Linked DNA regions of Homo sapiens: region 2 is linked to region 1. The links are chromatin contacts, found by POLR2A ChIA-PET in ENCODE. All regions are on one chromosome and are shown on one strand. The core of a region is the stretch at or near the end of the contact, and the rest is flanking DNA. Distances in the headings are between cores, read along the strand shown. Region 1 holds the start of SMURF1 (SMAD specific E3 ubiquitin protein ligase 1). Region 2 overlaps SERPINE1 (serpin family E member 1).

What was found. ChIA-PET counts read pairs that join two places held with the same protein, here RNA polymerase II (POLR2A).
Region 2: POLR2A ChIA-PET joins it to region 1 with 10 read pairs in endothelial cell of umbilical vein. The contact joins the enhancer-like site here to the promoter of SMURF1 in region 1. POLR2A ChIA-PET finds 5 or more read pairs at or near these places in 2 of 52 experiments (Caco-2 and endothelial cell of umbilical vein).

Annotation. Positions count from the first base shown.
Region 1 is chr7:99,141,123-99,148,207 of GRCh38, reverse strand. It overlaps SMURF1 (SMAD specific E3 ubiquitin protein ligase 1), which reads left to right and starts at 4,100. Exons shown (of 18, transcript NM_181349.3): 1 at 4,100-4,482. The coding sequence starts at 4,428. It also overlaps a transcript of KPNA7 not described here. RefSeq lists silencers at 3,839-4,338, 4,479-4,808, 4,869-4,918.
Region 2 is chr7:101,132,439-101,139,168 of GRCh38, reverse strand. It overlaps SERPINE1 (serpin family E member 1), which reads right to left. Exons shown (of 9, transcript NM_000602.5): 5 at 5,276-5,474; 6 at 3,575-3,675; 7 at 3,368-3,454; 8 at 2,085-2,168; 9 at 1-1,764. The coding sequence ends at 1,727. Among named protein-coding and RNA genes, the nearest start is that of SERPINE1, 8.7 kb to the right of the region's middle. RefSeq lists enhancers at 282-1,057, 3,346-3,847. Within about 2 kb of position 4,393, at least 4 of the 41 ENCODE cell types and tissues checked have a DNase peak (open chromatin) inside an H3K27ac peak, as active enhancers do.

The DNA.
Region 1 (7,085 bases), core at 2,851-5,350:
AGCAGAATTGTTTGACATTTTGCATCTGTTTGTTCCAGATAGCTTTAGAAGATTGTATTTTCGAGGAATGTGATACATGATGAAAGGAAGGGAAGATGATATATCTTAAGTTCAATATGATAGCGTCTGATGATTTTTAAGTGGGCAAATGCTTTTTGTTATTTTTAATCAACTTTTTTTTTTTTTTTAAAGACATGGGGTCTCATTCTGTGATCTAGACTGGAATGCAGTGGCACAATCATAGCTCACTGCAGCCTTGCGCTACTGGGCTCAAGCCATCCTCCCACCTTGGCCTCCTGAGTAGCTGGGACTACAGACATGCACCACCTCACCCAGATAATTTTTAAATTTTTTGTAGAGATGGGGGTCTCGTTATGTTGCCCAGGCTTTTATCAAAAAAAAAAATTTTTTTTTTTGAGATAGAGTCTTGCTCTTATCGCCCAGGCTGGAGGGCAGCAGTGCAATCTCAGCTCACTGCAACCTCCGCCTCCCGGGTTCAAGAGATTCTCCTGCCTCAGCCTCCCGAGTAGCTGGGATTACAGGCGCCTGCCACTACACCCAGGTTATTTTTGTATTTTTAGTAGAGATGGGGTTTCACCATGTTGGCCAGGATGGTCTCAAACTCCTGACCTCAGGTGATCCACCCGCCTTGGTCTCCCAAAATGCTGGGATTACAGGCGTGAGCCACTGTGCCCGGACTTTTATCAACTTTTAATGGAGTAAGTTGTATGGATAGAGTATACAAGCAGCTCCATAAGTACATTTTTATTGAAAATGGTGCTGGAAAATGCCATTCACGTTCATGCCTTTGTGCAGCTGTTCCTTCTATCTATAATGCCCTTCCTCACCACTTTGCCCAGCAAACTTGAACGTTGGCTTTAAGCTCTAGATTAAGATCATCTGTGACTCGAGATGTCTCCATTTCTCTTCTTATGTAGAATTGTTCTGTCATCTATGTTCTAGCCTGCTATACACATCCCCATCACTGTATCATTGTCAGTTGCTCATGTCTGTTTCATCCAGTTAACTGACCCTCTGGAATGCTGAAGCTGTAATAGATTTATTTTGTATTCCTTGTTCCTAGCCACATAGCAGGTGGCCAATGTTTGCCGAATGAGTAAAACATGAGCTTCCAGGTAGGAAGGTCCCCTTTGTGCAGCTGTGGTGAAAGATACTATTGGGTATATCTAGCAATTTCAAATGGTCCCAGTTTATGACGGTTTGACTTACGATTTTTTGATGTTATGGTAGGAAAGCGACACACATTCAGTAGAAACCACACTTCAAATTTCGAATTTTGATTCAAAATTCTTTATAATAACTTTATCGTAAAATAGGCTTTGTGTTAGATGATTTTGCCCCACCGTATGGTAATGAAAGTGTTCTGTGCACATTTAAGGTAGGCTGGGCTAAGCTATAATGGCTGGTAGCTTAGGTGTAGTAAATGCATTTTCCGTTGTTTTTTTTTTTTTTTTTTTTTTTTTTTTTTTTTTTTTAAGACACAGTCTCGCTCTATTGCCCAGGCTGAAGTGCAGTGGCACAATCTCGCCTCACTGCAACCTCTGCCTCCCGAGTTTAAGTGATTTTTGTGCCTCAGCCTCCCGAGTAGCTGGGACTACAGGTGCACACCACCACACCCAGTTAACTTTTGTATTTTTAGTTGACAGGGTTTCACCATGTTAGCCAGGCTGGTCTCGAACTCCTGCTCGCAGGTAATCCCCCCACCTCAGCCTCCTAAAGTGCTGGGATTACAGGCATGAACCACCATGCCCGGCCTCCGCAAATGCATTTTTGACATATTTTCAACATATTATGGGTTTATCAGAATGTAACCCCATTGTACATCAAGGAGCATCTGTACTTGTTAATGAATGAACAAAATGCCTTTCAGAAACCTCCAGAAGCAACCTCCTGACTCAAAGATTAAGGAAACAGTCAAGCCAACGAAGAACCAGCCGTCGGGGCGGGGAGAAAAACAACAAAATTAAGCAATGAAAGGTTTCCAGGTCAGGAACACCTGGGGATAAGAACAGGAGCCTGCACCCAGGTAAGCAGAGAGTGATGTCTGGTTTTGTTTAGAGAGGAGACTCTTTGAATAGGGGGGAAATACTAACGGGATTGGCAGAAGAATGGGGATTACTTGGGAGCATTAGAGACTGGATGGATTAATTCAGACCCAGGCATTCACTCTCTGTGACAATCATCTACAAATGGAAACAGCTGGATTGTGGCTCTACTGCTATTGCTTAAACATTGCTTATATTCTTGGGTCTTTCTTGAGGATAACTGAAAGAGCCGCAAGGTGCCATAGAAATGACCTAGGACCATCCTTTTATTTGACAGATGTGATGCCTTGAATCCTGCCCAGGAGAGACTCTGCTTTCACTAGGGTCATCCGAGGCAGGCAGGCAGGCAGGCAGGCGGGCAGGCAGGCAGGTATGTCTAGGCGCTCTAGGTAGAAGGCTCTGTTCCGAAGACTGTGACCTTAGGACAGGCACAAGGCTGCAGGGGATGGTAGCAATGGCCCAGAGCCTACTTTCCTTGGGACACACACACACACACACACACACACAGTATTAAAAGAATTTGTTCAAGTTGATTGATGAAGAATCAAATAAAAATAAAAAAGAACTTGTACATGAAAATGGGTAGTGGGGTCTGGGAGCGGTGGCTTAGGCCTGAAATCCCAGCACTTTGGGAGGCTGAAGCGGGCAGATCACCTGAGCTCAGAAGTTTGAGACCAGCCTGGCCAAAACAGCGAAACCCCATCTCTACCAAAAATACAAAAATTAGCTGGGTGTGGTGGCTAACGCCTGTAATCCCAGCTATACAGGAGGCTGAGACACGAGAATCACTTGAACCTGGGAGGTGGAGGTTGCAGTGAGCCAAGACCGTGCCACTGCACTCCAGCCTGGGTGACAGAGTGAGACCCTGTCTCAAAAAACAACAACAACAACAACAAGGTAGTGGGTAAAAAACAAGTTTGATAAACCTAGTTTTCCCTCTTTCTAATAATACCAGTTTATTTCTATAACATGCTAACAGAGAGGAGTTTGTTTGCTGGAGAAAGCGCATAATGAGCTTTTTCTGTGTGTGTGTGTGTGTGTGTGTGTGTGTGTTTTGAGACAGTGTCTAGCTCTGTCACCCAGGCTGTAGTGCAGTGGCCTGATCATAGCTCACTGCAGCCATGAACTCTGGGGCTCAAGTGATCCTCCCACCTCAGCCTCCCAGTACCTGGGACTACAGGCGCGCACCACCATGCCCAGCTAATTTTTGTATTTTTTGTAGAGATGGAGTCTCCCTATGTTGCCCAGGCTGGCCTCAAAGTCCTGGGCTCAAGTGATCCGCCCGCCTCGGCCTCCCAAAGTGCTGGGATTACAGGCTACAGCCACCGTACCCAGCCATGAGCTTTTGGTTCTAACCTGCAACCCCGGGAGAAGGGGAAATTTAGCAGAAGACATGGGAACACAAACCACAATGCCACTTTCTTGTTTGGTAAAATTGTATGCAGAATGGATAATAACAAACATCCGCCTCTCAACTTTATCCCTCCCTCTCATCTCGTTTTCCTTGTCCGTATATGGCACTTCTGCGATTCTGGCAACTTTGTTATGGGTCAGTGGAGCACACCCGTTGCACAGAACACACCTAAGGGCTTTGTCTCTTTGAGAAGTCCCTCCCTTGAACTTGCACGATCGAAAGCTCTTAACTGAAAAAAACTGGTATTGCACGCCTGTGTGCAAGGAGCTTGGTGTGGACACAGCCCACGGTTTCATGCAAACCACTCTTCAGTCACTCAGGAGCCCAGAGCCTCGCAGAGACAGGGGTCAAGACAGAGGGCGACCGCGCGCTGGGTCCCGGGGCCAGCTCTGCTCTCCCTTCCCGGGCTCGGGGCCAGACCCTCCCACCCACCGACCACAGGAAGGGTGAAGACCCCAACCCGCGGGATCCGGGCCCCGCGCGCCCGAGGCAGGCGTGCGGGCGACGTAGCAGCGCACCCCGCCCCGCCCCAGCGTACGTGGCGGGGGCGCGCACGCACGCAGGCGCGGGGGCGCGCAGGGCCGGGCCGGCACGGCGGCGGGCGCGCGCGCGGCTCGGAGAGGCGGCGGCAGCGGCGGAAGCGGCGAGGGCGGCGGGCGTCCGGCTCTGAGGTGGTGGAGGCGGCGGAGGCGGCGGCGGAGGCGGCGGCGGCTCGGGACTGGGCTCGGCTGGAAGCAGCGAGGGTCAGAGCGCCGCAGCAAGCGCCGATCTCCCGGCTCGACCATCCGCCTGCCGCCCGGACGCCTGGGCCGCGGAGTTTGTGTCCCGGCTCGGACCCCGGCGCCCAGCCCGGAGCCGTAACCTTGAGGCGGCGGCGGCGGGGCCGGGCCGGGCCGGGCTGGGGGGCGGTGGCGCTGGATCCGCGGCTGCCCGATCGTTGGCGGGAGATGTCGAACCCCGGGACACGCAGGAACGGCTCCAGCATCAAGATCCGTCTGACAGGTACGGCCGGCGGGAGGCCCACCCGCGCCCCGGCGCCCCCTCGCCCGCCCCGGAATTCCCCGCAGGGCGCCCTTGGAAGCGGCCCTCCCCCACGCCGGCCGTTGTCCCAGGACCTCGTCACCCCCTTCGGCGTGCGCCCCTCGCTTCTCCCTCCTGGCCCCGCCCCCTCGCCGTTGCCCGGCCCCGCCCCCTGGCCGCTCGCGCCCCCTCGGTCTCGCGTTCCCTCCCGTTCCCCCGCACCTGCCCCCTCGCATCTCCGTCCTGGCCCCGCCCCTCTCATTTCCATTCATGGCCACGCCCCTTGCATCTCCTTCCCTGGCCCCGCCCCTCGCTTCTCTTTTCCTGGCCCCGCCCCTTGCATCTCCTTCCAGGCCCTTTCCCCTCACCTCTCCCCGGCTCGGCCCCTTGCCTCTCGCTTCCCTTCCTCTCCCTAGCACCTGACCCCTCGCTTCTCCCCCCAGGCCCCGCCCCCTTGCCTTTCACCTCCATCCCTGTGGTCCTTTCTCTTCCCCACCTTTCCTCCCCAAACCTGACCCCGCCCATCTCTCTGGCCCCACCCCCTCGCTCCTCTCTGCTCCCGCCTCCTAACTTTCTGTCCCCGCCCCCTCGCTTCTCCCTGCGTCCAGCTCCCTCGCTTCTCTCTGGTCCCGCCTCCTCACTTCTTTCCTAGCCTGGGCCCTCACTTCTTCCTGGTCCCGCCTCCTCACTTCTTTCCTAGCATCGGCCCTCACTTCTTCCTGGTCCCGCCCCCTTGCTTCTCTCCTTTTTTTCTCCTCCGCCGTTTTTACCCCCTCCCTCCTTCTCCTCGCTTCCCATCCTCTCCGCCCACCTGCCCCCTCGCTTTTCCCTCCTGGCCTTGCCTCTGTTCCCCTGGTCCCATCCCTCACTTCTCACCACTTTCCCATCATCTCTCTTGCTTTCCTGTTTTCCCTCCCACCTGCTCCCTCCCCTCATCCTCCTGGTCTTTCCCACCACTTCCAAGCTATTTTGCTACCTCCCCTTCCACTTGCCCCCTTGCTTCTCCCCTCCTGCCCCCACCCACCCTCTTCTCACTCCCCCATCCTCTTTCGTTTCTCCCTCACCCCCCCACACCGTCCTCCTCCCTTCTTCCCCTAGCCCCGCCCCTCACTTTCAAGCCCCGCCCTCATTCCTGCCTAGCCCCGCCCCCTCGCTGCTGTCTGGCGAGGCCTCCACCCTTTCTTTCCTTCAGCCTGAAATTCCTCAATCCTATCTTGTAGCTGCTCCCAGTCCTGCTCTCTTCACTTCCCCCTGGTCCAGCCCTCTTCAGTCTCAGTCTGGGCCACTTCCTGTCTCTTAGGCCAGACCGCTAGCTACTTTTAACTCTGCTTCTTCAATTTTTACCTTTTCTGCATTTTGTTTCACCATCACCCCCACACTCAGCAACCCAGAGCGCCGTGAGGCTCTGATCCCTACTCCCACACTCACTGGAGGCTTTGGAAGCTGCCCACACGCAGGCTCCTTGATTCATTTTGTCTTCAATGAAAAGTCCGTGTTTCCTGGGTGGCTCTGTAGTGCCACCTTCAAGGGTGAGCGCAACGCTCTGCCGCGGGCCTGCGACTTGGTGGCGCGGATGTGATGCCAACCTGTTTCCCCCCGGGCTCCAGAGGTTCTGGACCAGGCTGCATCCTCGTCTTCCCTTTCTCACTCTCATTGGTACTACTCTCTTTCCAGTTTCAATTCATCCCTAAAGCAGGATGGCCGTGTTGCAAATGCGGCTCTGCTCCGGGACTTTCCAAACTCGAATATTTCCAGCTCTGGAAGGAAACTAAAAAGTTCATTCTAATCCCCGTCAGGGATTTTCCCCTGGATTTTTCTGTTCAGTGGCTCAGTCGGGTGAGAACTCCAAAGTCCTGGTTTGGTCAGGTCCTTTCAAAGAGAGAATGAGCGTTTTGAACACTTTATGGCAGATGCGCAGCCATAAAGTCATCGGTAAAATCCATGCAAACAATAGGTAATTTTTTTAAACTAAAATTTACTTTGAGAGCCCATAGTTGTTGCATGGCCCAACTTTTGTCTTAAGAGAAGGTTTTGTTTTTTTGTATAAAGATATCAAATAATGATTTGGACCCAAACCCAGACCCTGGTTTTGTAACGTAGGAGGTAGTTTCCTCTGGGATCTTTGCTTCTGGGGAAATACATTTCTTTATGCCAGGGCTGATAGGAAACGCTTCTCACTTTGTAGATACAATGTAGATACATTTTTATTTATGTGGTAAGATAAAAGTAACATTTTTGAGATTGTAATACTTGTAAAGCTTTTAACTTGGTTCTGATTTACAGCTCAGTCTGTAATTGACATCAGATTGGTTTCAGTTATCTTGTTAAAAGCGAAAGCAACTGATTTTGTGTTAGAAATATGATGAATGTTTTAGAAGGAATAGGTTTTAATTGAAATGTTTATGTCTGGTGTATGTATATTAATCAATCCTATTTGCCAAGCCTGAGCCTTGAAAGGGAGGACTTGGTTTCTCCTCCTACCAAATTATTTTTGGATTTAGGAATTTAGATTATCGAAGCAAGAATGCTTTGAGGAATTTTTGGATGACATTTGATAGGGAAGGATCAGGTGATGAGTGTTGTTT
Region 2 (6,730 bases), core at 3,144-5,643, 2.0 Mb before region 1:
ACACAATTTCAATAGCATTTGACACCACCCCTGTGGATCCTGTACATGGCTGACGTCACCGTCCAGTGCAAAATCAAAAAAGAAAGAAAGAAAAACCCCAAAGAAAGAGGATTTTTCAGTGGAGAACATGGTGGGCTGATTAGGCTTCTATTAGATTACATTCATTTCACATCTGTGTGCAATTCTCCCATAAATTGGTCTTTAAAATATATATATATATTTAAAGATATTAGAAATATATATTTAAGTATATTTAAAATATATATATTTTTAAAGAGACGGGGGTCTTGGTATGTTGCCCAGGCTGGTCTTGAACTCCTGGGCTCAAGCAATCCTCCCGCCTTGGCCTCCCAAAGTGCATTACATCCATCTTTGTGCCCTACCCTCTGGCTGGTAGGTTTTCAGAAATATTATCTAAGGTAGTTGAATCCGAGCTGCCTGTCTCTCTCACCCACCCCCCCCTCACGTGTCCACTGCTCACACACAGCAGCCGGAAATGACACATTGAAGTGAGTCACCAATGCGGCTGTGAGTCACCCTGTAATTGGGGAAAGTTCTGTCCTGGTAGGTCATGCAGCCCCTTGCATTTCTGCTCCTAAATCTATTGAACACATTGGAAACCACTCTGTCCTCATCTGAGTCTCTGTCCCCCCACTCCGTCCTTTTGATCCCCTGAAGGAGGATGAAATTGTATGGTCAATTTCCATCAAGGGGAAAAAGAGGGGCGCGGGGGGCGCGAGGGTCTCAGGCGGCCACAAGGTGGCAGTGTGGGCTCCGTCACGCTGGATGTCCGGAGGGGTGTGTGCCAGTCAAGTGGCTGGACTTCCTGAGATACGGTGACACAGACCACAAAGAAACACTAGGAGCGAGTTTAAATAATATTATTTTCCTTAGTAGTTCTCTTTCTCTCTAACAAGCACTCAAGGGCAAGGATATGATAAATATTTAGGTACACCCCTCCCCACCAAGAGATTGGGGGGTGAAGAGCTGGGCACGCATCTGACATTTCTTCCTCTATTCCTATAAAAATAAAAGGAAGCAGAAATCTGCTTCAATGAGTAAACAAGTCACCTACACTCCAAAATAACCCATGCACACTGTTTCTGGGGAGGGAGATGGCCAGGCCAGGAGAGTTGGGCCACATGATGGGGGACATTCACTCTGCCACCTGCAGCACCCCTGTACTGGGGAGGGGTGGCCAGTGCCACAGTGGACTCTGAGATGAAAGGGTGTTTCTTCCACTGGCCTTTGGCCTGTCACCAGCCTCCTCCGCGGTGGCAGGCAGTACAAGAGTGATGGCAATGTGACTGGAACAGAAATAGTTTCTACCAGGCACACAAAAGCTCCTGTAAGCCCCGTAGTTCCATCCTGCAAAGGGCCTCAGTGGGAACCAGGTCTGCAGACCCGAGTGGGCAGAGAGACGGGTGGAAGCAGGTGCCCCAGATGGTCCCGCAGGCGTCACCGTCTGGTTTGGAGACCTTAAGGGAGTTGTGCTTCAAACTTCTCTCCCAGGGTCTCAGGTGGAGACTAGGGAGTTTGACCTAAAGGTCCTCCAAGGAGAGGCCAAGGTCTTGGAGACAGATCTGGTTTACCATCTTTTAACAAAAGGCAAATGTCTTCTCTTCCTTCAGAAAGAGTCATTAACACTAAAATTCTTTTCTTCGGAGTTTCTTCTTTCCCGATGCATCTCCAGTTTTGTCCCAGATGAAGGCGTCTTTCCCCAGGGTCAGGGTTCCATCACTTGGCCCATGAAAAGGACTGTTCCTGAGGGTGGAAGAACCATGGGGGTTGAGAAGCAGAAGGAGTGGGACAGCTCATCAGGCTGGATGTGGGTGGAAGGACTGAGATCTAGGCAGATGAGTGAGCTGTCTGGAGTCGCAGCTGCCTGAGTCACAGAGCGGGGACCCGGCACTGTCTGTGGGTGATAGAAGGTAGCCTCCTCTTGGGACAGGAAGCAGGGTAGGGTTATGGGTTCCCTGCCCAGAGCCCTCTCAGGGATAGAGGGATGTCTGCATCTGTCGGGACTAGTTCCTGAGAGAAAGAATGGGTGGGAGGATGTGGAACGTGATGGGTTCCAGGCTCACCTGTGGGGTTGTGCCGGACCACAAAGAGGAAGGGTCTGTCCATGATGATCTCCTCGGGGGCCATGCGGGCTGAGACTATGACAGCTGCAAGAGAAGGGACAATGTCTTAGAACAGAGGGATGCTGGCACTGGCACCACCCCCACCCCCGCCGTTTTTCTTAGAGACAGGGTCTCCCTCTGTCGCCCAGGTGGGAGTGCAGTGGCACCTTCATGGCTCACTGCAGCCTTGAACTCATGGGCTCAAGTGATCCTCCCACCTCAGTCTCCCAAGTAACTGGGGCTACAGGTGCATGCCACCATGCCTGGCTAATTTTTTTCTAATTTTTGTAGAGACACAGTCTCATTATATTGCCCAGGCTGGTCTCAAATTCCTGGGCTCAAGCGATCCTCCTGCCTCGGCCTCCCAAAGTGCTGGGATTACAGGTGTGAGCCACTAAGCCCAGCTGGAAGTTGTTTGTTTTCCTGAATATGAACCTTAAAAGTTTAGGGACATCCTCTGAGACCTGGTTTCCTCCAGGAGCTTGGTAGCAATGGATCAGCTCTTCCCTTACACACATTTATCTAAATCCTTTAAGGGCTTATTGATAAGCTCTTTCTTTTCTTTTCTTCTCTTTCTTTCTCTTTCTTTCTTTCTTTCTTTCTTTCTTTCTTTCTTTCTTTCTTTCTTTCTTTCTTTCTTTTCTCTCTCTCTCTCTTTCTTTCTTTCTTTTCTTCAGAGTCATGCTCTATTGCCCAGGCTGGAGTGCAGCAGCGTGATCTCGGCTCACTGCAACCTCTGCCTCCTGGATTCAAGTGATTCTCCTGCCTCAGCCTCCCAAGTAGCTGGGACTACAGGCACATGCCACCACGCCTGCCTAATTTTTGTATTTTTAGTAGAGATAGGGTTTTGCCATGTTGCCCAGGCTGGTCTCGAATTCCTGACCTCAAGTGATCCACCTGCCTTGGTCCCCCAAAGCGCTGGGATTACAGGTGGGAGCCACCATGCCCAGCCTGATAAGCATGTTTCTTAAGTTTACTTCCCACTGTGGGAACAACTTGGGTTTTTCTTTAGGAGGCCTTTTCACAGTCAGGGAACTTAGGAGCCATCAGGCGAGGAAACAGGGTTCCATGGTCCCAAGCCCGTTTTCCAGGCTGAGAAACAGGTGGGGAGTGGGTGATGGCTGAGCACAGACAGAGCTGCTCTGTGCCGAGAGGGCTGCGGGGTCCTTTCCGGGTCTGGGGACCAGTTATCCTGAAGGGCGATGGAGGCGACACCCGTGGAGCCTCACCTGAGCCAGACTCACCTGTGGATGAGGAGGCCACCGTGCCACTCTCGTTCACCTCGATCTTCACTTTCTGCAGCGCCTGCGCGACGTGGAGAGGCTCTTGGTCTGAAACAGATGTGGATACAGGATTAGATCAGCTGCCGCTCTCAAGGAGAGGTTCCTTTTTCCTCTTAGGGGCCCCCGCAGTCCACTGGGGTGAGAAAATGCAAAGGAAAGTCTTCTTACCTGAAAGACTCGTGAAGTCAGCCTGAAACTGTCTGAACATGTCGGTCATTCCCAGGTTCTCTAGGGGCTTCCTGAGGTCGACTTCAGTCTCCAGGGAGAACCTGCAGATAGCAGCAAGAGGCTGCTCAAGCCGGGGTCCCCTCTGGCTGGCAGCTCCCACCTTTCCCCATCCCCTACCAGGTGTCCCCCGAATCAAGTGGCCAGAATAGGGACGGAGGTGAAGGTTGGAGAGGGAGGCCTGGTTCGTTCGTTCTTTCTTTCCTTTCTTTTTCTTTCTTTCTTTCTTTCTTTCTTTCTTTCTTTCTTTCTTTCTTTCTTTCTTTCTTTCTTTCTCTCTCTCTCTTTCTTTCTCTCTCTCTTCTTTCCTTTCCTTTCCTTCCTTCCTTCCTATTTTTCTTTTTTTTTTTTTGAAACAGATTCTTGCTCTGTCCCCCAGGCTGGAGTGCAGTGGCGTGATCTCGGCTCACTGCAGCCTCCACCTCCCAGGTTCATGTGATTCTCTGGCCTCAGCCTCCGGAGTAGCTGGGATCATAGGCGCTCGCTACCACGGCTGGCTAATTTTTGTATTTTTAATAGAGACAGGGTTTCACCATGTTGGCCAGGCTGGTCTCAAACTCCTGACCTCAAGTGATCCGCCCGCCTTGGCCTCCCCAAATGCTGAGATTACAGGCATGAGCCACCACACCCAGCCGGCCTGGTTCTTCTTCTAAAGCTGTTTACAAAGTCCCCCCTTAGAGCTGAAAATCCTAATATTCATGAACATTCTTCTGCAATCTCCCCACCCCCTCCCACCTATGACTAATTACTTTCCTCAAATAAGACAGTAGTTTCAGCATAATTTTATTCAGCCTGGCTGGGGTGGGGGAAGCTAAGGGCAAATTCTCCTGCAAGGATGTTGGAACAAAAATCTGTTCTGCAGATTGTGTTTCTGAGAGCTAACCCTGAAGAGGACTCAAGCAGGGGGCCTTTGTGCACTCTCTGCTTCTCACCAGGGCACAACTAATTACCTCCATTTTTATGAGCCAGAGAGAGAGGAGAAAAAAAAAAAAGAGGAAGAGAGAGGATGCAAGTGAGAGCACGCACCAGCTAACCAACTAAATTCTCCTCTTTCCCCAAGCCTGGCATTATAGCATCCGGAAATTTGGGATGAGCGTGGTGGGAGGCTTCCCTATAATTCTGGAGTTCCCCAGCTCCAGCCTTCTCCTTCTGCAGAAAGATTTCAAAAAATCTCTTTGCTTCCTTCTGCAGAAGGATTTCGAAAAATCTGCTTTCTTGGAACCCCAGCTAGAAGCTGCGCTTTGAGCTGCTCCGTCCTTGGAAGTGATTTCTTTTGTTTGGATGTTGACTTGAAAGGGTTGGGGATGGAAGTGCTGATGGGGCGACCCTAAGTAGATGTGGACTGATTGGGCCCCCACCTCCCTCATTTCTCTGACTCTCCTTTTGGGGGCTTTTGCTGGGTATTCTGGGGATAGTCAATGTGGGGGTGTGGTCAGGAAGAGCTGTCCCCTGCCCTCCAGCAGAAACAGGGGGAGGGATGATTGCAAGACTCATAATCAAACCCAGGCCACAGTTTCCCATCAGCCTCCCACACATGCATGTCCTGCAAGCATCACAGATCTGGGAAATTCAACCTGGGGGCGGTGACTTTAGGGAGCCAGGAGAGAGGGGTTGGTAGGTCGGGGAGATAGCGGGGTGGCTTACTTGGGCAGAACCAGGAGGCGGGGCAGCCTGGTCATGTTGCCTTTCCAGTGGCTGATGAGCTGGGCACTCAGAATGTTGGTGAGGGCAGAGAGAGGCACCTCTTTTTCATAAGGGGCAGCAATGAACATGCTGAGGGTGTCCCCGTGGTAGGGCAGTTCCAGGATGTCGTAGTAATGGCCATCGGGCGTGGTGAACTCAGCTGTGAAGACGACAAGATGGTTCGTTGGAAATGGCTCCAGCTCTCGCTGATGGCAACCCAGCACTGGGTTTTCACCTAGTTCTCCTGGCTTCTCCACTATTTCTGGAAGCCAGGCTCTCTCTCGCTCTTGGCTTTTGGGTATCCCCTGTTCACTGCTCCCCTATTCAGTATTTTAATTTCTATTTCCCTTCTCTTCTGCCAATTCAGTATCTTCTAATTTCTCTCTCTCTGTGTGTGTGCATGTGTGTGTGTGTGTGTGTGTGTGTAAGAGACAGGGTCTCACTGTCACACAGACTGGAGCGCAGTGGTGCAATCATAGCTCACTGCAGCCTCCGAATCCGGTTCAAATGTTCCTCCCGCCTCAGCTTCTGTATTTTGTTTGTTTGTTTGTTTGTTTGTTTTGAGAAGGAGTCTCACTCTGTCGCCCAGGCTGGAGTGCAATGGCATGATCTCGGCTCACTGCAACCTCCCCCTCCCGGGTTCAATAGATTCTCCCACCTCAGCCTCCTGAGTAGCTGGAATTACAGGCACCTGCTATCATGCCCAGCTAATTTTTGTATTTTTATACAGATGGGGTTTCACCATGTTGGCCAGGCTGGTCTTGAACTCCTGACCTCAGGTCATCCACCCGCCTTGACCTCCCAAAGTGCTGGGAATACAGGCGTGAGCCACCGTGCCTGGCCTCACCTCAGCTTCTTGAGTAGACTACAGATGCATGTCACCAAGCCTGGCTAATTAAAAAAAATTTTTTTTTTGTAGAGGCAGGGTCTTGCTATGCTGCCCAGACTGGTATTCAACTTCTGGCCTCAAGCAATCCCCCTTCTCAGCCTCCCAAAGTGCTGGGATTATAGGCGTGAGTCGCCGCGCCAGGCCTTCTCTGTCTCTTTTGGCCTTCCTTCACTTCCATTTTCCCCACACCCAGCCACCAGTTCATCCCAGTCCTCATCCTTTTTTTTTTTTTTTTTTTTTTGAATGGAATTTCACTCTTTTGCCCAGGCTGGGGTGAAGTGGCTCAATTTCGTTCGGCTCACTGCAACCTCCACCTCCCGGGCTCAAGTGATTCTCCTGCCTCAGCCTCCCGAGTAGCTGGGATTACAGGCGCCTGCCACCACACCTGGCTAATTTTTGCATTTTTAGTAGAGACAGGGTTTCACCATGTTGGCCAGGCTGGTCTCAAACTCCTGACCTCAAACTCCTGATCCACCTGCCTTGGCCTCCCAAAGTGCTGGGATTACAGGCGTGAGCCACAGCACCTG